Regions from separate parts of the Homo sapiens genome. Here region 1 is linked to region 2. A link is an interaction called in ENCODE POLR2A ChIA-PET data of the cell type or tissue named here. Cell type or tissue: Caco-2. All regions are shown on one strand. Links, peaks and the distances in the headings refer to the core of each region. The heading gives the core; the rest is flanking DNA.

Region 1 (11,895 bases), core at 3,896-11,895, 480 kb after region 2:
TGGGATTTCTTTTTATTTATTTAGCAGGCCTTCTTTAATTTCTTTCAACAGCATTTTGTAGTTTTCAATGTAACAAACTTATGTACTTTTTTTGTTAAACGTATTCCTATTTGTTTTATTCTTTCTGGTGTTGTTATAAGTGGAATTCTTTAATTTCATTTTCAAATTATTGATTGCCAGTTTAGAAATACACTTGATTTTTTGCATATTGATATTATTATATCCTGCAACCTTGCTGAGCTCATTTATTAGCTTTAATATGTGTATGTGTGTGTATTCTCTAGGATTTTCTGTATACAAAGTCATGTCATCTGCAAATAGAGATAGTTCTTCCTTTCCAATCTAGATGCCTCTTCCTTTTCTATCCTGGCAGACATCTTTAGGAACTATCTTGGTTCTTCTAGGGAAACGTGAAAAAACTGGTGGCCATTTGGGCATTGGGAATTTCATTTCTATGCTGTTCTCCATTATTACCTTAATCTATTTTTTGTCCTTTTGCCCCACGGTTAATCTTGATTCCTAAACAGAACCTTAACTTCCTTATACCTTCCCATATGAAACATATCAAAATCAGGGTTCATTACTTTGTCCCCCTAAGAGCTCTTACTCTACAAATCACCCTTTCAGGTAAGCTCATCACATGTTCCTTCTCTGTCTTGAATTCAGTTGACCATGTTGATCAACTCTTTTCCACCTCTCTGATATATCTTTTTTCTTCTTCCTCTTTGGAACTTTTGCAGCTAATAATAAGAAAACAGCCCCAGATGAAATAACAGATATGCAAAATACAGATTCCTGGAGGAAGCATGGAGGTGTGTTTAATCAGAGGGAGCTCAGCCAATTGTGAAATAAGAGGAAATAAGAAAGTAGCAAAGGCCACATGTGGTGGTGTGCACCTGTAGTCCCAGTTACTTGGGAGGTTGAGGCAGGAGGATCGCTTGATCCCAGTAGTTCAATGCTGCAGTGAGCCATGATTGCACCACTGCACTCCAGCCTGGGTGACAGAACAGGACACTGTCTGAAACAAAAGACAAAAACGAAACAGAAAGCAGCAAAGAGAACAGTGAGGATAAATTGTATAAATTGAGGCTGGGTGCAGTGGCTCACATCTATAATCCCAGCAGTTTGGGAGGCCGAGGTGGGTGAATCACCTGAGGTCAGGAGTTCGAGACCAGCCTGGCCAACTTGGCAAAACCCCGTCTCTACTAAAAATACAAAAATTAGCTGGGTGTGGTGGCGGGCACCTGTAATCTCAGCTACTCGGGAGGCTGAGGCACAAGACTCGCTTGAACACAGGAGGCAGAGGTTGCAGTGGGGTGAGATCGCACCACTGCACTCCAGGCTGGGTGACAGAGGGGGACTCCGTCTCAAAAATTAAAATAAATAAATACATAAATATATTGGATCCTAGTTAATGGGAGACAAAGTAGAGACTTGGAAGAAACTGTGCAGTTACAGAATGGCTGAAAAAATATTCTGGCTTGAATATGTTAAGAAAAAGAGGGATAGGGACTCATGGCAGAAAACCGGATATTGATGAAAATGTCACCATTAAGGTCTAGCAAGGCCTCCATGTACATAGACTTTTGAGTTTGGATACTCTGAATTACTCTGAGGGACTCGTGCTTCTTGTCCAAGGTGAGGGCAACCTTAGATTAGAAAGCAAGGTGAGCTGGAGAACTGGCTCTGGGGAGCTCTTAGAAACCCAGGTATTGCTCAAGATGGCTCCTGATGGAATATGGAGCTTCTTCAAACTGTAAAAGAGTCTGCCCTTCTTTTTTCCATAAAAGGATTATCAGATAAAATATAGTAAAAGCTAGGCTGGGTGTGGTGGCTCATGCCTGTAATCCGAGCACTTTGGGAGGATCGCTTGAGCCCAGGAGTTTGAGACCACCCTGACCAACATAGTGAGACCGGCCTCTTCAAAAATAAAACTAAAAAAAATTAGCCAGGCGTGATGATGCATGCCTGTAGTCTCAGCTACTCGGAGGCTGAGGCAGAAGGATCACTTATGCCCAGGAGTTTGAGGCTACAGTGAGCTGCAATCACACCACTGCACTCCAGCCTGGGCAACAGAGGAAGACCCGGTTTCAAGAAAAATAATTTTAAAAGTATTAAAAGCTAAAAGGAAAAACCAAAAACCAAAACCGTTTCCACTTTGTGCACCTGTGAGCATGAAGCCCTCTGCTCCAGGAACATACAAGCCGTTCCTTGGATTGGTTTTCCTTTCTTCCTTCTGCTGTGCATATCAGCATTCTCAAGAAGCCATTTTATTCCCTAGAGGTGACTACTTTTCAGAAACAGGAAAAAGCTGGACTGCCCAGCCTGGGTTGCAAGGTAAAGAACTGCTTTTGGCTGGGCGCAGTGGCTCACACCTGTAATCCCAGCACTTTGGGAGGCCGAGGCAGGTGGATCATCTGAGGTCAGGAGTTCGAGACCAGCCTGACCAACATGGTGAAACCCCATCTCTACTAAAAATACATAATTAGCCGGACATGGTGACATGTGCCTGTAATCCCAGCTACTTGGGAGGCTGAGTCAGGAGAATGCTTGAATCCAAGAGGCAGAATTTGCAGTGAGCCCAGATCACACCATTGCACTCCAGCCTGGGCAAGAGCAAAAAACTGCTTTCCCAGGGAGCGCTTCTCCTGCTGGTCTTTTCCTCTCCCAGTGTCTTTATCTTAGGTCTATGTGACCGACCACGTGACACACCCGAGAACCCTGGCACTTCCCCAGGGCCAAGTTGCCAGCTGGTGTTAATGTGTTTGATTTAATGGCAGCAGACTCCTGGCTTCCTGCGTCCCAGAGTTTAACCTAAAGTTACCTTTAGGACAGCAGGGCAGGTTAATGGGGTATGAGTCAACCATTGTAACTTCTACTTCTTTTATACTCTTAAAGGTACAGACATAGATATGAGCCAGAGACAAATCCCAAGACTTTGAATCACAGCCAAAAGAAACTCCCAGACCCAGTGCAATCAGATTCACTTCACTTTTATTATGAACAAACACAATCTCAGATTAGTACAATTAGCTTCAGAGTTGATATTAATAGAAATTATTCCAAAATTATTCTTGTCACAAGTAACTACTATATCCCACATAAAAAGGGAAAAAATCCCACCCAATCACAGAAAAGGCATCCTCTGTATGTTTCCGTGGCAATGCGTTGTTTATGTATTCTCAAATTTTGTCTGGCTAGTTATCCACCGCTTCTCCAATGGATTCATTCAGTTTCTTGGAGAACCATATAGACTAATGACAGCATCTGGGACACACGGACGTATCAAGTTCATGGTGGACATTCCTATTATAAAAAATACTCAGGTCTTGAGAATTCCTGTGCTGAAGGATCCCAAAATGCTTTCTAAAAAGCATTAGTCATGCCTCAAAACTGCCCTTTGAGGTAGGTCAGTATTATTATCCCCATTTTAACAGAAGGAAAACTGAGGCACCTTATAGTTAAGTGACTTGCCCAGGGTCACACAGCAAGTCAGTGGCACAGTGGTTGGAGAGGCCCTGGCCTTAACCACCAGCATAACATGGCCACCTCGCTTTTTTAACCTTTCATGATGACCTATTTGAGCTACACTTACAGAGAATACACCCAAGATACTAGCAAACCAAGGAGAAAATTTTCCATTTTAAATGCTACAACCATCTTTTAACCCAAAAAAAAAAAAAAAACTTATAAATCAAATACATTCAAATTATTTCCACCCTCCATCAAATGTGGGCACTTAAGAAAAGCAGCCCTAACAAAAGTTTCCAGAATGAAGCCCAGAAGGGAATCCTGCAAATCGTGATACTGATAATCCTCCACTCAGGCCCCTTTTTCTACCAGCCACTTCAGTAGGGTCTCAGGTGCAAAGGGATTCTGCAGAGGGAGTGAGGGCAGGCTCATATGCAACACTGTGATTAGAAAAGATGTAAGGCACCTGAGCTAAGTTGTCAGCACACCCCCCAAAGCAAGGACTGTTAGAAATCCGGACTCTTGATCAGATCTGAGTTTATCATTAATGTGTCACTTGAATTGAGCTTTAGAATCTTGAAAATCGTGTTCCTTACTCAGCAGACACACTCCCACCCACACCCACAGCCACACATACATTGGGGCCCTCAGCCTGAGGTGCCATCCAGCCTTATGTAGGGTCATGGTACAGATCAGATCCATGGCACACGATTACAATAGGAAGAAGTGAAAGTTGTTTTTATTGTTTATATATTATCAAGCAGGCATCTGATGACCTGTGGAATTAGAAATACCAGCAGACATTTCCAAGGGGTAGGTGCACAGGTCAACAGAACTAAACTACAGTGATCTTCCCTTAGATCCTTTTCTACTGAGGTGAATAGCTCAAAAGACAAGGATGCCTTTAGTCCAGGCTAACCCCTGTAGCCTCTACGCAATTAACACAGAAGAAAGGCCTTCCTCCCTTCCAGCACTGGGGCTCAACAGTGGACTGAGTGTTTGGTAGTGTACATTTCCAATCTTAATAGAGCAAAGCCAGACTTCTGCTTTGATGACTGAGCTACAGGGACAGGAGTGGTCCAAGGTTCTCAAATTCTGTTTTTGTTTTTTTCCAGACTTCTATACTATTGTCTGCCCTAGGCTGTAGGGAATGCTGGTTAGTTTGCTGAACAGACACTGTGTTCAGCAGGGTTTGTGGTATCTCAAATCCCAGGTCTCAGCCAAAGCTTTGCAGTTCACCCTGACTCCAGGGAACAGGGCCTCCTTTCGAGGTGAGGCACTTGGGTTCTTGCCCTTGCTTCTTCCCAGTGAGAACTGTTTCCTCCTACTTCTACAAGCATTGCACTGCCAGCTGAGAGCACTGACTCAGGCGGGGCACCCTCACCAAGTAAGCAGGGGGCATTCAGCATGCCCTCTGGTTCTGACCCAGAGAGAGGGGACTGAAAATAAACCCTCTTTTGCTCTGTGGCTGGCCCACTGGCTCAACATGAGCGCTTGGCTTGGCTGTGCCTCATGAGAGAGGGAGGGAGAGAGAGGCTTTCTGGGCCAGAGATGTTTCTGGGAGGGTTTGCCAGCCTTGTCTTGAGCCATCAGTGTGGCAGGGGAGCACAGGGGTGTAGGTGGAGACACTGCGGAGGCCACGTGAAAGTGGCAGCTAGCTCTACTTTCAAAAGAGAAGCAGTGGTTCAGTGACCCTGAGCATTCTGTGTGCAGGAGGGAGCTGCCTGGACAGCAAGTCATCACTGCCTCTGAATACACACAAAGGAGGCTGCCTGTCCAGGGAAAGAAGAAAACGTTCAGGGAAGAGAAAGATCTGGTCAAAGAAAAGGGACAGACAGGGTAGAGCCAGGAATCAAGAATCAGGGTAGTGAAGAGATTCCTAACCCTGCCCCCCAGGCAGTTGTATACTTTAGGCTAGATGTTAACAGAGACCCCCTTCTCCTCAAAAAAAAATGAGTGAAGGGGCACAACACTGTGGAGAGAAGCCTTCTAGTTTTTACTCATTTCAAGGAGAAACTGGAACTAATTAATGAATGGACCTAATATCTAGTTTATTTTATTAAGACTCCCAATAACTCACTCAGTAACCTTCTCAAGCCCCTGGCAACGTGTTCTCAGATCCCTTCCTATGTGAAGTTCGCTCTTAGAAGCTGCCTATAGATCCTGTCCCTCAGCCTCTCCATCTCATGTCCAGCAGTGGAGAGGAAATTGGCATCCCAACTAATTCCTCCTCTCCTTCAGAGTTTTTTCCAAACATCCCTCTTTGGAAGGGAAATACTCTAATAGTTTAACGTTCTAAGCAATGTATATATGTATATATATTTTATTTTTGACCCGACTTCACCTCCTTAAATCCTTCCCTTTTTTTGGATGTTTGGAAATGCCACAGCCATCTTATTACTATGAGGGGAAGAACCAATATCCTGAAGATGGCAGAGCAGAAAGAGGAAAGAACTGTAATGAGCAGCTCATGGAATACTCAAAATTCTATGAGCTGCTGTTTTTACCAATTCTGGAAACACCCAACTTCAAGACTTCTTGATATATGAACTAAGAAATCTCCTTGTTATTAAAGAAAAAAAGAAAAGAAAACCCTTCCCCAGCAGAGACCACTTTTACTACAAACTTAAAATGTCTTTTCTTTATCCTCGGCCTCAACTATATGTTGCGGCATTGAATTAGCATTGCCAAACACCGCAGCCACTTTTTACCCCGAGCCAGGAGAGAAAGGAAGCATGCTATGTGGTGGGGCTTGAAGTCCTCATTAGGTAGGCAGCTGTATGTCTGATCATGGCGAGAGGTTCCTCTTGCTTCGCTTCCCTCATCCTTACATTCATACATGCTAACTCTCTCCCCCGACAATTTACCTGCTTTAGAAGCTTTGTGTCAAATGAAGTTGCTTTTCCATTCCATCTAGCAAAAGCCTGGGCTGAAGATAATCAACAGGGGACTACCCAGAAGATTCTGTTTTATCTCTAGCTCAAGCCACCTACTTCAAAGCTCACAACAGCTCAAGGAAAGAGAGTTATCTGGAGCAAAGACCATTCGTTTTAGGCTACAGAAAGGTTGTCTAGGCTTTGGAAGCTGGACACTGAGCAAAGACTGACCAGCTGCTTGCCTGGGAGGCAATAAGGGAAAGGAGGGCGATAGCAATAAAGTGAAAAGGAGGACAATGGGCCTAGAAGAGAGAGAGGATAAGAGAAGAAATAATATCAGCTTAGCATCATAAAGGCAGAGTTGTTGGCTTTCAATACTTTTGAATTTTAAAAGAATACTGTACTGGAATGGGTTAACATCATCATCTTTAGCATCCTGGTAGCATTATTCAGTAGTTAATAAACAGACATTAAAACCTCTGCCTGGCTGGTTTTTGAAAAAGGAACCTGAGGGACCCCAAACTCAGCCACTCTTGTAGTTTCCATCTCCGGTTCTTTTAATCCTGGCCAAGATGGCGGCCTTGGAGACTTTCTTCCGGTCATAGGCCAGACCGAGGGCGGCCATGCAATCAATGAAGAATGTGGTGAAGTTGATGTGCCAGCGGTACTCACTGGCAGAGTAGTCATAGGGAAAGGAGTGGTGGTAGTTGTGGAAGCCCTCACCTGAAACAAAAGCGAGAAGTTATGGAGTGACGGTGCATTGAGGTTTTCTTGATTTGTGCACACCAGTTAGCTAGCAGGGTACCTCACACCTGGGAGAAACTCGCTATTGTTGAATGGATGAATTCAGTCTCTTTTAATATGAACCAAACAGATCCCCTCAGAGGCATCTTTACTTTTATTATTTTACTTTTTTTGTAGAGACGGGGTCTTGCCATGTTGCAAGCAACCCTCCCACGTTGACCACCCAAAGTGCTAGGATTACAGTCATGAGTCACTGCGCCCAGCCAGTCAAAGGCATCTTAAGGAGTGATTGGAGACCCTGGTCACCCGTGGCTGTCTGGGAGCCTTGTGGGAGGAGAACTGACAGTTTCTCAGAGGATAAAATGACTAGAGAGAAGCTCCTACTTTTGGGAATGGGTATCAGGTTGGAAAATTCCAAATTCACTCTTGGCCCTGCCCTCAAGGCTCTGTGTGCATGTGCATGTGCACGTCCTTGCAGAATGAAGCACTCTGGCTATGACTCTTAAAAAAATGAGTAAAGAAGCACACCTTTCCCCACCACACTGGAACCACCTCTAGGGGTGGGAGGTTCCAAAAGAGTGGGCCCTGCAGCCAAAGATCAGAAGAAAGGCCAGCCCAGGGGCTGGAATGTCCTCAGCCACTGCAGTTCCCAGGGGCTGCTCCAACTTTTTTGAGCTTTGACCCTGGTGTGGGGGAGGTGCTGATAAAACAGAAGCTCTCTGAGGAAGAAAAATACCCTGTAACCTCTGAGATTTTGAGGACTCTTGGGATGAACATTTCACTTTGCTGGAGGGAGGAAAACAAACAAATTCTGGATTCACAGCAATTTCTCTAACGTGTAAAGCTTTGGAAACTCGACAGATAGAGAGTTTGCCAACGCTTGGCAGGACTCTTCTTTCTGAACCACAGCCAAAAATAATACTGACCCTAATCAGGCATGGATAAAGAATAGCTACTAAGAGCTAATATTTGGCTCTTTGTAGATAACAGTACCCTCAGACAGACCAGTCATGACATTAATCAGAAGCAAGGCAAGGAAGTCCTGCAAAGTAAATGACATCATCTAGGGCATTTCAAGGTATGTCCTCTCTCTGTGACACCTGATGATCTGCAGTGTGAACTGGGGAGGAGGGGGGTAGAATGCCAGGAATAAAGGTACTGAGGATTATTAATGTCCATTAATGGTTTTGCAGCTGGGCTGTGTGTAAGCACTAGCCAGGCCTTTGGTTACCAGATTTAAAATGGAATCAGATGCACACAGAGACAAGGGAGGAAAAAAAAAGAAGAGGGTCAACGGGTAGAAAGAAGACAGGACTTTGCAACTGGGGCAGCAAGAGACAGCCCAAGAAAGGCTCAAGGGAGAAGGTTAATTTGGCAGAGAAGATGAGCATGTGACAGTGGGGGAGGTAATTCAAGAAACAAAAAGATTAGGGTGGCAGGAAACAGAGCTGGAGGAGAACAAAGGGTGAGGTGATAAGGGAGGAAAGCAGCAGGCAAGGAGGAGTGAATGATAACAACAACAGGTCAGATATTGGCAGCCACTTTGAACTCATGGCCACCCAGAGGCTGGAGGTGGGGAAGGTCATTATAGATCCATTTGCGATACAGGAAACATCTCATGCCAGAAACTCCATTCCTATGATAATCTCAGATTTATACAGTGTATATGATTTATTTTAATCATGGGTTAAAGTAAGAATAGGCACAATGGTAAGAAGGTGCCTGAAAAGAGATATGTGAAAGTTAAAAAGAGAGAAAAAAAATGCTTTTATTTTTATTATATATTTTTGAGATGGAGTCTCTGTCACCCAGGCTGGAGTGCAGTGGCACAATCTCGGCTCATTGCAACCTCTGCCTCCCGGGTTCAAGCGATTCTTCTGCCTCAGCCTCCTGAGTAGCTGGGACTACAGGCACGTGCCACCATGCCTGGCTAAGTTTTTTGTACTTTTTTTTTTTTTTTTTTTTAAGTAGAGACAGAGGTTCACCATATTGGCCTGGCTGATCTCTAACTCCTGACCTCAAGTGAACCACCCACTTTGGCTTCCCAAAGTGCTGGGATTACAGGTGTGAGCCACCACGCCTAGACAAATAAATCTTTTTTTTTTTTTTTTTTTGAGACGGAGTCTCGCTCTGTCGCCCAGGCCGGACTGCGGACTGCAGTGGCGGAATCTCGGCTCACTGCAAGCTCCGCTTCCCGGGTTCACGCCATTCTCCTGCCTCAGCCTCCCAAGTAGCTGGGACTACAGGCGCCCGCCACTGCGCCTGGCTAATTTTTTTGTATTTTTAGTAGAGACGGGGTTTCACCTTGTTAGCCAGGATGGTCTCGATCTCCTGACCTCATGATCCACCCGCCTCGGCCTCCCAAAGTGCTGGGATTACAGGCAATAAATCCTTTTAATAAACATAGTAGGCCAGGCGCAGTGGCTCACGGCTATTATAATTCCAGCACTTTGGGAGGCCAAGGCAGGAAGATCACTTGAGCTCAGGAGTTCGAGACCAGCCTGTGCAACATGGCAAAACCATGTCTCTACAAAAAAATAGAAAAATTAGCCAAGCATGGTGGCATGCACCTGTAATCCCAGTTACTTGGGAGGCTGAACCCCGAGGATCGCTTGAGCCCAGGAGGTCATAGCTGCAGTGAGCTGTGATCACACCACTGCACTGAAACCTGGGCAACAGAGTGAGACTGTCTCAACAACAATTTAAAAGATAATAAAGATGGTTAAGGTTGAGAATATAAAGGAAGATTTTTAAAGAGAAAAAGAAAATGAGTGTTAGGCAATGACCTGCCTAAATGTGTGGAGTAGTGTGGTTGTCTAGATATTATTGAATGACCAATAGCACCAATTACTGGAAAGAAGAGGTCGCCAGATCTATTTAAGGAAAATTCATTCAGGGCCTTGGTGAAAGTCTATATTCAGTTGGAAAGAGGGACAGAGAAAAAAATGTAGATACTTTGGGAGGCTGAGGCAGGAGGATCACTTCAGCCCAGGGTTCAAGACCAGCCTGGGCACCATGGTGAGACCCTGTCTCATTAGAAAAGAAAGGAAAAGAAAAGAAAAGAAAGAAAATGAAAGGAAAGAAAAGAGAAAAGATAAGATCAACATTAGAGAATTGAGCAGGAACTTGTGATCACACTGCTTTATTGGGAGATTCCTGAAGGCATGTTGGGGGAAGGGATGTTCCTAGCCCAGAATAGAAGTAGAAGAGAGAAAAATAGAGGACAAGAGGAGACAAGAGGGTAGGTGGTAGTAAAGGGCCACCAGCAGTTATTTTGATGCCCTTCATAATGGCATCACCAAACAGTAAGGCACGGCACACTCTTAAAGCAAGGCATATCTGAGTAGAGTGGAAAGATAAAAAATACTTTGTGTGCATACTTGAAGTTCATAAAACACCAGGCTTACTGGCCACTCAGATGATCCCATTGTTCTATTTATGCATTCCTTGCCTCAAGCAAGACTGCAGTCCAGCCCAGAGTTGATGAAAGAAAGGAAAACTCTAAGGTGCTCATCATGTATGGCATTTGGTTTTCTTTTTTGTTTGTTTGTTTTGCTTTTTAATAGAAACAGGGTTTCACCGTGTTGGCCAGACTGGTCTCAAACTCCTGACCTCAGGTGACCTGCCCGCCTCAGCCTCCCAAAGTGCTGGGATTACAGGCATGAGCCGCCGGGCCCGGAGCATACATGGCATTTGGAAATTGTTTTAGAACCTGGAATCAAAATCAGTGTTTTTTTGTGTTTTGTTTCTTATCCTTTCATTTTTACATAAAACATGTTGCCTGACTCTCAAAAGCGTTTTCCAGTATACTGCCCCCTAATTTTATAGTGGAAAAACTGAGATACAAAGTAGCCATAAAAAACAGATTTATCTAGTTTTTCTGGCTCCTAGCCTAATCCCCTAATCAGCAGACCACTGGATGTAGTCTTACTTGGACAGCTGACTTACCCACAGCTCCAAGTGAAACCAGGATATTCTCCCGGGGGCTAATGTTCTTGTCATAAGGACGATATCCGAAGAGGTGGGCAGCACTGTTCACCAGCCAGGTGGCATTAAGCACCACAGCATATCGCAAGAAAGTGGCAACGAACACACTGTTTTGAAAAGTTTCACCCCAGAAATACCAGGGCACAAGCGTGGGCAGGATGAAGCACATCATCAGCAAGCCAGGTTTGTAGTACCTACATTGACAGACCAGACACCAGGTCAATGGAGGGGGACTCCACACCTACATGGATCTTCCACACTAATTGGGAGGGGATGGGCTGTCTTTCTTCCATGTTGAATTGCTTGTCTGACTCTAAGTTCATTGTTTTATTTATTTTTGTTTGTTTTTTTTGACAGGGTCTCACTCTGTTGCCAAGGCTGGAGTGCAGTGGCGTGACCTTAGTTCACCACAGCCTTGAACTCCTGGGCCAAGAGATCCTCCCACCCCAGCCTCCTGAGTAGCTGGGACCACAGGCATGAACCATCGTGCCCATTTAGTTTTTAATTTTTTGTAGAGATGAGGTCTCACTATGTTGCCCAGGCTGGTCTCGAATGCCTGAACTTTCCAGCAATCCTCCCGCCTCAGCCTCCCAAAGTGCTGGGATTACGGGCATGAGCCACCATGCCCGGCCATCGCTGACTTTTTACTAGAGCATAATACCACATTGGTAAGATAGGTGAGGTCCAAACTACAAACTAATGAACAGACGTCTCTCCATCCTTGGCTGGTTTTCCCATCTGCCTTTGGGCTCCTTTCTCTTTCTAATCAGCACTCTTTTTCAGTCTGTGTTTAGTGTCATGCCTCCATTTTCTGCTA
Region 2 (12,243 bases), core at 2,288-10,287:
TCCCTATGGTGAAGGATCTAAACACAAAGTCTTGTTTTTTGTTTTGTTTTGTTTTGTTTTGTTTTGTTTTGTTTTTGAGACGGAGTCTCACTCTGTTGCCCAGGCTGGAGAGCAGTGGCACGATCTTGGCTCACTGCAACCTCTGCCTTCCAGGTTCAAGTGATTCTCCTGCCTCAGCCTCCTGAGTAGCTGGGACTACAGGTGTGTGCCACAACGTCCAGCTAATTTTTGTATTTTTAGTAGAGGAGGGTTTCACCATATTGGTCAGGCTGGTCTGAACTCTTGACCTCGTGATCCGCCCACCTTGGCCATCAAACCTGGCTAATTTTTGTATTTTTAGTAGAGATGGGGTTTTGCCATGTTGGCCAGGCTGGTCTCAAACTCCTGACCTCAAGTGATCCACTCACCTTGGCCTCCCAAAGTGCTGGGATTACAGACGTGCACCACTGCGTCCAGCCCTAAACACAAGCCTTAAAGTAGGGTGGTCATTCAAGTTATTACCTAAACTGGGACAGATTGGGAGTGAAAGTGTTATTAATAACGAGAATGCATCATTCTACCTTGGAGGCATCTTTGGGACTGGGACTTTATATACTGGAGAAGAAATAACCAAAGAGTTATTATGTATTATATATGAGTCAGGAAACTTGTTTTTATAGTCCATTATCTTTTAAAAAATTATTATTTACAGGTCAAGACTGGAGGATCACTTGAAGAGAGGAGTTCAATACCAACCTGGGCAACATAGTGAGACCCCCATCTCTAAAAAAAAAAAAAAATTAAAATTGGCCAGGCATGGTGGCCCCTGCCTGTAGTCCCAGCTACTTGGGAGACTAAAGTGGGAGAATCCCTTAAACACAGGAGTTTGAGGTTACAGTGAATCTTGGGCAACAGACGGAGACCCTGTCTCTAAAACAAACACATAAATAAATATTTAAAAAGGAATATCTGCTCACTGAAAAAAATTCAAATGATAAACAGCTCTCTTCTATCAAATAAGAATAAAACTAGCACACACTTCATCGATTTGCTATGAGGATTAAATGAGTGTAAAGTGTTTAGAGCAGCGCATGGCATAAGTTTGTAAGATAAAAATAAAAATAAAACTGTTTAAAAAGGAAAAAAGCTCTTTTCCTCACCTCTCCCATCTCTATATCAGTCATATGTTTCAGAGGTAGCCATATTATTAATTTATTGTGTATATTTCTAAAATTTTAAAAAATTTTCTAAAAAATTTAAAGTAATGTACTTACATGAAGCAAGTGTGGCAAAATTTTGATAAATTGCTAATTCTGAGGGATTAGAATATGAGAGTTCATTGTACTATTTTCTCACTTTTGTGTATGTTTGAATTTTTCATTAAAAGTTAAATATAGGCCAGGCGTGGTGGCTCATGCCTGTAATCCCAGCACTTTGGGAGGCCGAGGTCAGATCACCTGAGGTCAGGAGTTTGAGACCAGCCTGGCTAACATGGCGAAACCCTGTCTCTACTAAAAATACAAAAAAAATTAGCCAGGCATTGTGGCGGGCTCCTGTACCCAGCTACTCAGGAGGCTGAGGCAGGAGAATCTCTTGAACCTGGAAGGTGGGTTGCAGTGAGCCAAGATGGCAGCACTGCACTCCAGCCTGGATAACAGAGTGAAACTCTGTCTCCAAAAAAAATATATAAAAAATAAAAATAAAATAAAAATAAATAAATAAAAGTTAAATATAGTTGGCTGCGAGTGGTAGCTCACACCTGTAATCCCAGTACTTTGGGAGGCTGAGGCGGGAGGATGGGTTGAGCCCAAGAGTTTGAGACCAGCCTGGGCAATATAGCAAGACCTCATCTCTACAAAAAATCAAAAACTTAGCCAGGCGTGGTGGTGTGTCGCTGTAGTCCCAGCTACTTGGGAGGATGAGGCAAGAAGAACACTTGAACCCATGAGGTTAAGGCTTCAGTGAGCCATGATTGTGACCCTGCCTCAAAAAAAAAAAAGTTATATACAGTTGACCATTGAACACTGCAGGGGCTGGAGTGCGGACCCATGATGTAGTTGAAAATCCATGTGTAACTTTTCAAATGGCCAAAAAACATGAAAAAAATGCTCAACATCACTAATGATCAAGGAAATGCAAATCAAAACCACTATATGATACCACCTTACTTCCACAAGAATGGCCATAATAAAAAAAATTTAAAAAATAGATGTTGGCATGGATAAGGTGAAAAGGGAACACTTCTACACTGTTGGTGGGAACGTAAACTAGTACAACCACTATGGAAAACAGTGTGGAGATTCCTTAAAGAACTAAAAGTAGAACTACCATTTGACTCAGAAATCCCACAACTGGGTATCTACCCAGAGGAAAAGAAGTCATTGTTGAAAAAGGTACTTGCACACACATGTTTATAGCAGCACAATTCACAATTGCAAAAATGTGGAACCAACTCAAATGCCCACCAATCAACGAATGGATAAAGAAACTGTGGTACATATATGACGGAATACTGCTCAGCCATAAAAAGAAATGAATTAACAGCATTTGCAGCAACCTGGATGGGATTGGAGACTATTATTCTAAGTGAGTAACTCAGGAATGGAAAACCAAACGTTGTATGTTCTCACTCATAGGTGGGAGCTAAGCTATGAGGATGCAAACGCATAAGAATTATACAGTGGACTTTGGGGACTCAGGGGCAAAGGGTGAGAAGGGGTGAGGGGTAAAAGACTACACATTGGGTTCAGTGTACACTGCTCGAGTGATGGGTGCACCAAAATCTCACAAATCACCACTAAAGAAACTTACTCATGTAACCAAATAGCACCTGTTCCCCCAAAATCTATGGACATAAATAATTAAAAAAAAAAATCTATGTATAACTTTTGACTCTCCCAAAACTTAACTACGAATAGCCTACTGTTGCCCAGAAGGCTTACCAATAACAAACTGTCGATTAACACATATTCTGTGTGTTATATGTATTATATACTGTATTCTTACAATAAAGTAAGCTAGAAAAAAGAAAATGCTATTAAGAAAATCATGAGGAAGAGAAAATATACTTACTATTCAATAAGTGGAAGTGGACCGTCATAAAAGTCTTCATCCTCGTTGCCTTCACACTGAGTAGGCTGAGGAGAAGGAGGGAGGAAAGGGGTTGGTCTTGCTGTCTCGGGGTGGCAGAGGTCAAAGATGTGGAGGACGCAGAACAGGAGGCAGGAAAGGCAAGCACATTCAGTGTAACTTTTTTGGAAAAATTCTGCATATAAATGGATCCATGCAGTTCAAACCTATGTTGTTCAAGGGTCAACTGTATTTACATAGCTCAAAAAGCAACCAAATACAAGGTTATAGTTGTCTTCTATTAAGTCCCTATAGGCAACCTTTTTGAAAATGATTAGTTACATCTTCTGATATGTACTTCCCTACTTCTGTGGCCATATCATGCTTATATTGCTATTTTTGACTTTTCACTTTATCTCTAATATTATAGATATCATATGTATTATGTGTACATATATCTATAAATATTCAGGAATTTTAACAATTATTATTCTCTGAATATACCTTAAAAACACACCCTGGCCAGGTGAGGTTGCTCACACCTGTAATCCCAGCACTCTGGGAGGCCGAGGCAGGTGGATCACGAGGTAAGGAGATTGAGACCAGCCTGGCCAACACGGTGAAACCCCGTCTCTACTAAAAACACAAAAAATTAGCCGGGCATGGTGGCACGCGCCTGTAGTCCCAGCTACTCGGGAGGCTGAGGCAGGAGAATTGCTTAAACCCGGGAGGCAGAGGCTGCAGTGAGTTGAGATCACACTACTGCACTCCAGCCCGGGCAACAGAGCGAGACTCTGTCTCAGAAAAAAACAAAACAAAACAAACCACACCCTGTCTTTTTTTCATGGATGTGTTTCTTATACCTCTCTGAGGTTATTAATTGCAGGTTTGTTTGTTTTTTTAAGCTTTCTTCTCTTCTCTGAATATTCTTTGATACTTTCAAGTTCTTTTTTTTTCTTGAGATGGAGTTTCTGTCATCCAGGCTGTAGTGCAGTGGTGCAATCTCGGCTCACGGCAACCTCCACCTCCTGAGTTCAAGTGATTCTCATGCCTCAGCCTCCTGAGTAGCTGGGATTACAGGCATGTATCACCATGCCCAGCTATTAACTAATTATTATAGAAGATGAGGATTGGGATCTCTTATGTCACCACCTATAATCATTTTGTCTTTGGCCCAATATATTTATATCACAATTTGGGGTAAAAATCAATCAATATATCACATTTATGTATATAAGTGTGTAAATTTTTTTTTGAGATGGAGTCTTGCTCTGTTACCCAGGCTGGAGTGCAGTAGCTCAATCTCAGCTCAATGCAAGCTCCGCCTCCTGGGTTCAAGCAATTCTTCTGCCTCAGCCTCCTGAGTAGCTGGAATTACAGTCACCTGCCACCACGCCTGGCTAATTTTTGTATTTTTAGTAGAGACGGAGTTTCACCAAGATGGCCAGGCTGGTCTCGAACTCCTGACCTCAGGTCATCCACCCACCTTGGCCTCCCAAAGTGCTGGGATTAGGGGCGTGAGCCACTGTGCCCGGCCTGGTCTTTATCTTTTATGTTAGAAACTTGTCCTAAATCATTAGCATCTTTTCCTGTCCATCAATACACAAAGGTAGGGCACTAAATGACCGCTTGAAAGCTCTGTGCTAATTTTAGGACCTGTTGATTAGTGGACATCACTGAAGAATGATCAGTTGGAGACCCGGATGTTTTGTGGGGGGACTCTGATTGTCAGTATTTAGAGGTCTTTTTTGGGGGGCTGGTCAGTTTGTTCAGTTTCCAGCTTGGAGGGCTGAACAATGGAAGACAGCTGCCAGCTTTCTGAAGTTCAAGATGGGGGAGATAGCTACTCCCCAAATTTAACCAGCTCATTTCAATATAACATGGGTTAAACATTGAAAACTTCAAACATATATAAAAGTAGAGAGGAGTATAATGAACCCAGCTCCAACGGTTATCAATTTATGGCCAGTCTTATTCTATATATTCCTCAGCCAACTCTACCCCCTAGATTATTTGATAGCAAATCCAAGATATCACATCATTTAATTTATAAATATTTCAGTTTATATTTTTAAAGTAAATGACTTTAAAATAACCATAATATCACTAGCACATCTAAAAACTTAATAGTGTCCAGTTAATGCAGTGCTTACATGTCCCTGATTGCCTCATAACATCTTCTACTCTTCTTTCTCTTCCTCCTCTTCCTGCTCCTTCTCCTCCTTTTAATTACTTGCAAGATTCAAATATAATGCAATTAGTTGATATATCTCTCAAGTCTGTTTTAGTCTATCCATTTTTTTCTCTCTTTCAATTTTTTAATTGAGGAAGCCAGGATATTTACCCATAACCTGGAGTTTTTGGATTGCATCCTTGAGGTTCCTCTGCTCACAGTATTTTCTGCAAGATAGTAGTTACATCTATAGGCTTGATTAGATTTAGATTAGATTTTTTTTGAAATATCACTTTATTTATTTATTTATTTATTTATTTATTTATTTATTTATTTAAGATAGAGTCTCTCCCTGTTGCCCAGGCTGGAGTACAGTGGCGTGATCTTGGCTCACTGCAACCTCGGCCTCCTGGATTCAACCCAAGGTATATATAGCTCATATAAGAAAGGCAGTAGAAATGCTTGGTTTTTTTTTTCGATCAGTTTACCAAATTATGAGTTGGCTCTCTACCATCCTTCAAAGAAGATTAGTAAGGTTTTTCTTTTAAGTATAATGATTATTCATGGATTTAAATTTATTAGATGAGTTTCAATCAATTGCAGTTATTATAAACACTGATGCTCAATTGTATCATCTTTGGCAAATGGGAGCCTGTAATTAGTGCACAAGTCCTTTTGAAATGACCCTAGTAGTCTTTCATAGCTTCCTCGCTTTCTGGTATAAGATTTCCAGAATGATCTTGTACATGTCCTGTTTCAGATCTGAAATTTTTCATTTCCCCCAAAGAGCCCTGGTTCTTTTTAATGCAAAATGGTATTTAAAGACCACAGTCTGGAGACTAGAGGTGCTTATTGCTACTGAGTTGGTTGGTTTCTTGTCTTTTTCAATGCATAAAGCCATGAAATACATTTTTTAAAGATAAAATACATCAACAGTTATTACTGATACTTCCAAATCAAATGCAAGACTATGGGGATTTTACTAATCACCACTGATCTTCCATCTGTTTTTGTTTGTTTATTTCTCCCTTACCAAAAAACTCTAAGAACATCAATCTCATTACTTATTGGCTTTATTAGTGTATATCCCACTAGGGATGTATGTAGAGTCAATTACTGGATTTTAAATTACTTGAAATAGTTTATCTATGTGATTATAATACCAACTTAGTAGATAAGTTCATTTGTTTCATTTTGCTTTTGATTTTTTATGGATTACTTATTTACATACTTGATTTTATTGTGTTATTATATAAAGTATCTATATGGTTTTAATCTATTTTTAAAAATCTATTGAAAATTTATACTCAGTGATGTCTACCTTCTACCCCATCCTCTTCACTTTGTTTCCTCCTTTCTCCAATAATTATTTTTAAAATATTTTGTTTATCTTTTCATTTCAAGAAATGTAAGCAAATAAGAATATATATTCATATCCATCCTTTCTTTCTTAAACACTTGCCCATTACACACATTTTAATCCACCTTAATATTGACCTTTTAAAAAATGTATGTCTAGGAATATGTCACTTGTTTATCCTTTGGCTCAACCTGCTCCCTGGTTTTTTTCTCACTGGTTTGTCACACACTTCTAAAAGCAGATACCCAATGACAAGAGCAAGAATGTGCTTTAAAGGCAGATGTGGATCTGAGTCTGAATTCCAGCTCTGCCCTTTACTTGCTATGTGACTTTAGACAAATATGTTTAATCTCTCTGGGTCTCATTGTCTTCATCTGTAAAACGAATAAGATAAAACCTTCTTCCTTGGGTTATGGTGAATAATCTGCAGAAGAACAGTGCCCAGCACATAGTAAAGATCAGATATGTGAGTTGTTTTCAATTGTGTTACTCTGGGTTTTCTTTTATATTCTTGTCAATGTGATGATTCCAAGAATCTTACAAGTACTGAATATGATTTGCCCTATTTCAGCTCCTGAAGGAGCAGACACCTCTCAGGCTAAGTGAACAGTCAAGAGCACTGAAAGGGGTCAGGGCTGCTCAGATAGTATCCACAGTTGGGGGCTGGCTTGCTTTGATCCTGGCCAGCCTAACAGAGCTATGTCCTGTTCTGCAAAGCCACCACCACTTCTTGCCTTCCTTCTTTTCTTTTCCCCTTCCCTTCCCTTTCCTTTCCTTTCTCCTTCCTTCCTTCCCTTCCTCCCTCCCTCCCTCCCTCCCTCCCTCCCTTCCTTCCTTCCTTCCTTCCTTCCTTCCTTCCTTTTTTTTTGTTTTTAGAGTCTCACTCACTCTGTCACCTAGGCTAGAGTGCAATGGCACGAACTCGGCTTACTGTAACCTCCGCCTCCTGAGTTAAGTGATTCTAGTGCCTCAGCCTCCTGAGTAGCTGGGATTACAGGCGTGCACCACCACACCTGGCTAATTTTTGTATTTTTTAGTAGAGACAGGATTTCACCATGTTTGGCCAGGCTGATCTTGAACTCCTGATCTCAAGTGATCCACCTGCCTCAGCCTTCCAAAGTACTGGGGTTACAGGCGTCAGCCACTGTGCCCAGCCCCCAGTTTTCTTTCTCGGCTGAGCTCTTTCCTATCCCAGGCTGCAACATCCTTCCAGAAGCTTCTTCCAGCCTCTGCAGCATCCTGAGGAAGCTTCCTTTTAAACTTGGAAAGGGCTTTCTTACTCTATTCTCAGAGCCCTGGGGCTTAGGTTAAGAGCTCCATCCTCTTCCCTTCCACTGCCTTTGAGGTTTTATGATCATGTGACATCATTACCACACTCTGCCATCATGTGATTGCATCATTATATCGGTAACCATTACTAAGTTAACACAATTACACTGTCAGATTGTCATATCAAGTTGCTGGGTTGTGTGCCTTGTTACAGTCATTTCAACACTACAATATCACTGATTACATGGTTACCTCATTATAGCCCAGTACTGTTAACCTATAGTGCACCGACCCATCATTTCCTGGCTGACAGTAGCAAATTGCCATATGGTTATACTGTTTTTGGATTACATCGTTACAGCCCTACACTACACTATCACTTGTATCTTGGCAGTGATACATCATCTTTACTGTGCTATGGTATTATAGGATTATTTTGGGTTAATACTATACTGTTACTTTGTTACAGAATTAAATTGGCCCATCCAAACTGCAATGCAAAACTGGAGACTAGGAGAGTGGGGCAGGAGGGTATATCTCCCCATTCTACATCCAGAGGCCAATTTACTCCCCTGAGCTACTTCCCTGTAATTCTGTCTATTGGCCATCATGCCCTGGCATGTCAAACTCAGGCACAAATACTCAATATGCAAAGGCATGTCATGATCTCTAGCCCCAAGTTAGCGTCTCTTCTTACCTCTGCTGGTGGCCCATCAGCTGCCAGGCTCTTGGAACACCCTTGGAGGCAATCATCTTTGCCCTATCTCTCCTCCTCACCTTCATAACCAATTGGCAGCCAAGTCCAGATATGCTACCTCAGTGAGGCTACCACCAGGCCTTCTTGGGCCAGACACTTGGAGATGGAGCCCACCCAGCTTACCTGTCCCCCTCTGTCCCTCAGGGAGACTTCCTTATCACAGATCTTCCTTCCACAGGTCAACCTGCATCTCTCTCTCTCTCTCACTCTCACTCCATTTCATCCCCCATCTCATCATTGCACTAGCCTTCTAATAGTCTCCCTGCCTCAAACTTTCCCTTCAACCACCTTGTCTGGCAGCTAGAATTAACTTGTAAATAAAACTTTGCATCAGGTCACCTTAGAAGTAGTCAGTGCCCTCCCCCCAGTTAAGGATAGGAAAATGGTCAAACAGTCTGGCATTGATTGCCCTTCACAAACTGGTCTCCCTGGCCCTCATCTCTCTCATCCAGTCAGTACCCAAGTCTTGTCAGTTCAACCTCCAGCAAATATATGAGTATCAGTTTTGGAAAGTTCCCTTTCCAACTATTACCCAATATTTCCAACTATTACTTCTCCCTTGAACAACCCCATGCTTCAGCCAGCCCATGTTTGCACAGAGCCTGCTTCTTTCAGACCCCACTTCCCTACTCTTCTGGGAAGTCCTCCTAACCATTCTCTCTGCCATTCTACTCTGCAGCCCTCAGCAGCCTCTCCCTCGTCTGAGCCCACAAGGCACAGCTGATTTGGGTCAGTTTGATGGGCTCACAAATATTCTCTGAGGGTTTCTCAGCCTCTAGCCAACCCAGCTTGTCTTGGGCTATCAAGAGAGTTCTGACACTGGGGAACTTGGCCTCAGACAAGGGGGAGAGCCAAGACAGGGCTAGGCAATTCTTCATTCAGTACATTTATTCTGGTATCCATTAAATGCCAGGCTCTGAGAAAAAAGACATTGACTCCACTCTTGTGAAACTTAACATTTTTGTGGAAAGACAGATAATGCACAAGTACTTGCCAGATGACATGTTGATGAATGAAAAAATTTGAGGAGCTGTAAAAGCATATCAAGCAGTCAGGGAGGGCTTCCTGGTGGAGGTGACATTTAATCTGCGATCTTAAGGATCATCAGGAGTTAGTCAAGTGAACGTGGGGATTGCAGGGTAGGAGTACTTCATGCTGAGAGAACAGCCTGTGCAAAGGTCAGAAGGGAGGGGCAGTGGGGCTGGAGCAGAGAGCAAAGGAGCATGCTGGAGGCAAGGCCAGGGCACAGGCTGAAGCTTCGTGGCTTGTAAGTCAAGGGTTTGAACTTGATCTCTTGCAGGCCCATGATGATCCCCAGAAGAGTGTTAAGCTGGATGTTAGTATCAGGGAGGGAGGCAGTGCAGCAGGATGTTATTTGCATTAAAAAAAAAATAACATTAGCCACAAGCAAGAGCCTGAATCAGGAGAGCAGGCAGAGCAGATGATGGCTCAGCCTTGACTGGTGGCAGAGAGCTAGAAGCAAGTGGACCAGATGTGATGTATTTACAGGAGGCTGAACTCTCAGGATTTGGATTTTGATTGGATGGGAGAGATGAGGGAGTGGGAGGAGTCAAGGATAATGATGGGATTCTGGCTTGAGCCATGGAGTGGATGATGGTGCTGTTCTCTCAGATTAGGATCAATGGATGGGACAAAATTGTGCCTTGGGTTCTGCACACATGTTCACCTAGGATGTTTGAGAATAATGACAGGGGAGTGTGGGGAGTTTGGGCCTCACCCAGTCAAGGGGTTGAAGAAGTCTTCCTGGTTGGACTAGCTGATGGCAAGGCCATGACTAAATGTGGCTGAGGGGCCAAGATAGGAGGTTGGGCCTACGACTGGGATCTGGGGGGACCTGAAAGTCAGAGGAGCAGGAGGCCTGGAGGCTTGGAAGGGGACCCAGGGTGGCCCAAGGCTTGGGTGACTCCAGCATTGGTTGGTGACAGACGGCTAGGTTGGGCTGGGCTGCCCTCTCCTCCTCCGATAATTAATCCCGCACGGGGGCCGCGGGCGATGACAGGGCTGTCTAGCGTGCACTTAAGCATTAAATGACCAATTTCTGTCAGACTAACTTCCCCAACCTCCCCATCCCCTCCCCTGCTGCCCACCCCCTGCCTGTACCCCCTCCTCCGCCCCCTGCACTCTGAGTTTTTCAGCAACTGATGGCTCCTGGTTCATTTCTGTGGAATTAATTGGTCCCTGAATGAATTCTGTTGACAGGGCAATTTATCATGTGTTTGGGCTGACAGTGCGGGTGTTGGGGGTAGGGGGTGGGGATATGGACTAGGGGGGACGGGATGAGGGGGAGGAGGGGGTTTGAGTTGGGGTGAATATTGACCCTAGATGGTACCAATGCAAGGGCTTGGGGTACCATAGAACACCCCAATTGTGGCTTCATCCTTGGCTACACATCCTGACCTCACAAGTTTAAGAGAAAACCCCAAATTGGAGAGGAGCCCCCAAACTTTGTCCGGTCTCTCTAACTCTTCAATCAACCCAAATGGGGATATGGTCACTGGGGAAATGCAGCACCACCCTACATTAACACTCATAAGGCTGGAATGGGGCCTGGGGTTCTGGGTGAGAATAAGGGAGAGTATGTGTGTGTGTGCGCATGCGTGTGTGATGAGGACGCTCATGCACTCAGAGTGAAGAACTGATTAGTCTGCGGGGTAAAGGGGCTGGTCCCCAGGGAGTTGGGCGCTCAGCCGGCCTGGCTAACAGGGGCCTAAGGGACTGGCTAATTAGGGTATTGGAATGGTTTGGTCATGCAGAGGTGTGGGGGGAGGCTGGAAATGTTCTGGGCCCCAAAGAGCAGCTTCCTTTGTCTCCCTCCCCTAGTGCCCTACCCTGCACCCTCAGGGGTCCCCTTAGATCACCATTCATCTGCCTCAATGCTTACAGAGACCCACCCCAGAGACCTCTGGGCAGAGAGTGGGAAGAGAGATAGGAAAAGGCAGTCCTAACTCTCAGATGGGGAAGGTGGCAGCAATAAATAAATCCATGCCTCCTCCTTCTGTAGATTAAAGAGCTTTCCCCCATCCCCTTCCCCATCTGAGTGCACCCACCTCACCTCTACAGAGCTTACTCGAACTCCTTCTGGCCACAGAGATTGCCTGAGCACCTACAGTCTAGAACTATGGAAGCCTAGAATGTCCAAGTGGGAAGGAGCCCTAGTGGTCATCTGGTTTTACACACAAGGAAACTGAGGCACAGAGAGAGTGAGGTCTGTTGAAGGTCACATAGTGACCTTGTGAGCCAGCCTTGTGACTCTCTTGTGGGTCCCTTTTGCCTTCAGTGTGGAGATGCCTCCGTACACACATGGTTTTTCTTCTGCCTCTAGGTTGCATGGTGGGAATTCTTTGGGGTGCAGGTGGTGGCTTTCTCACATAAGGCAGCTGAGGCTACACCTGGGCACTTGAGGATGAACAGTCACAGAGATCAGACTGTGAGCATGGGCTCAAGGTTCTGCCGGGGTCCAGTCAGCTAGGGAGGCCCCTTGGAGAAGGGAGATGTGGATGGAGTTTGGGAGTGGGGGCAGTGTAATCTTGGGGGCCTGGCTTCTGTGTCTTGAAGGATGGAGCCCAGGACCTCCCCACAGTGTGAGCTCTCCCTGCTGCTGTTGGCCATGTGCTC

The links. Peaks named below come from ENCODE experiments on the same cell type or tissue, not always from the same donor. Only the 100,000 strongest peaks of a DNase experiment are listed, where the experiment ranks them.
Region 1: POLR2A ChIA-PET joins it to region 2 with 10 read pairs; 2 of 35 experiments call an interaction of 5 or more read pairs at or near these places.

The regions. Positions count from the first base shown.
Region 1 is chr10:100,355,909-100,367,803 of GRCh38, reverse strand. SCD (stearoyl-CoA desaturase) reads right to left here. Exons shown (of 6, transcript NM_005063.5): 5 at 11,040-11,272; 6 at 2,978-7,070. The coding sequence ends at 6,871. Among named protein-coding and RNA genes, the nearest start is that of OLMALINC, 12 kb to the left of the region's middle. In Caco-2, for the core only: no CTCF peak of the experiment used is centred there; DNase peaks (open chromatin) are centred at 7,743 and 8,624.
Region 2 is chr10:100,834,999-100,847,241 of GRCh38, reverse strand. No RefSeq gene overlaps it. Among named protein-coding and RNA genes, the nearest start is that of SLF2, 72 kb to the left of the region's middle. RefSeq lists an enhancer at 1-211. In Caco-2, for the core only: no CTCF peak of the experiment used is centred there; no DNase peak of the experiment used is centred there.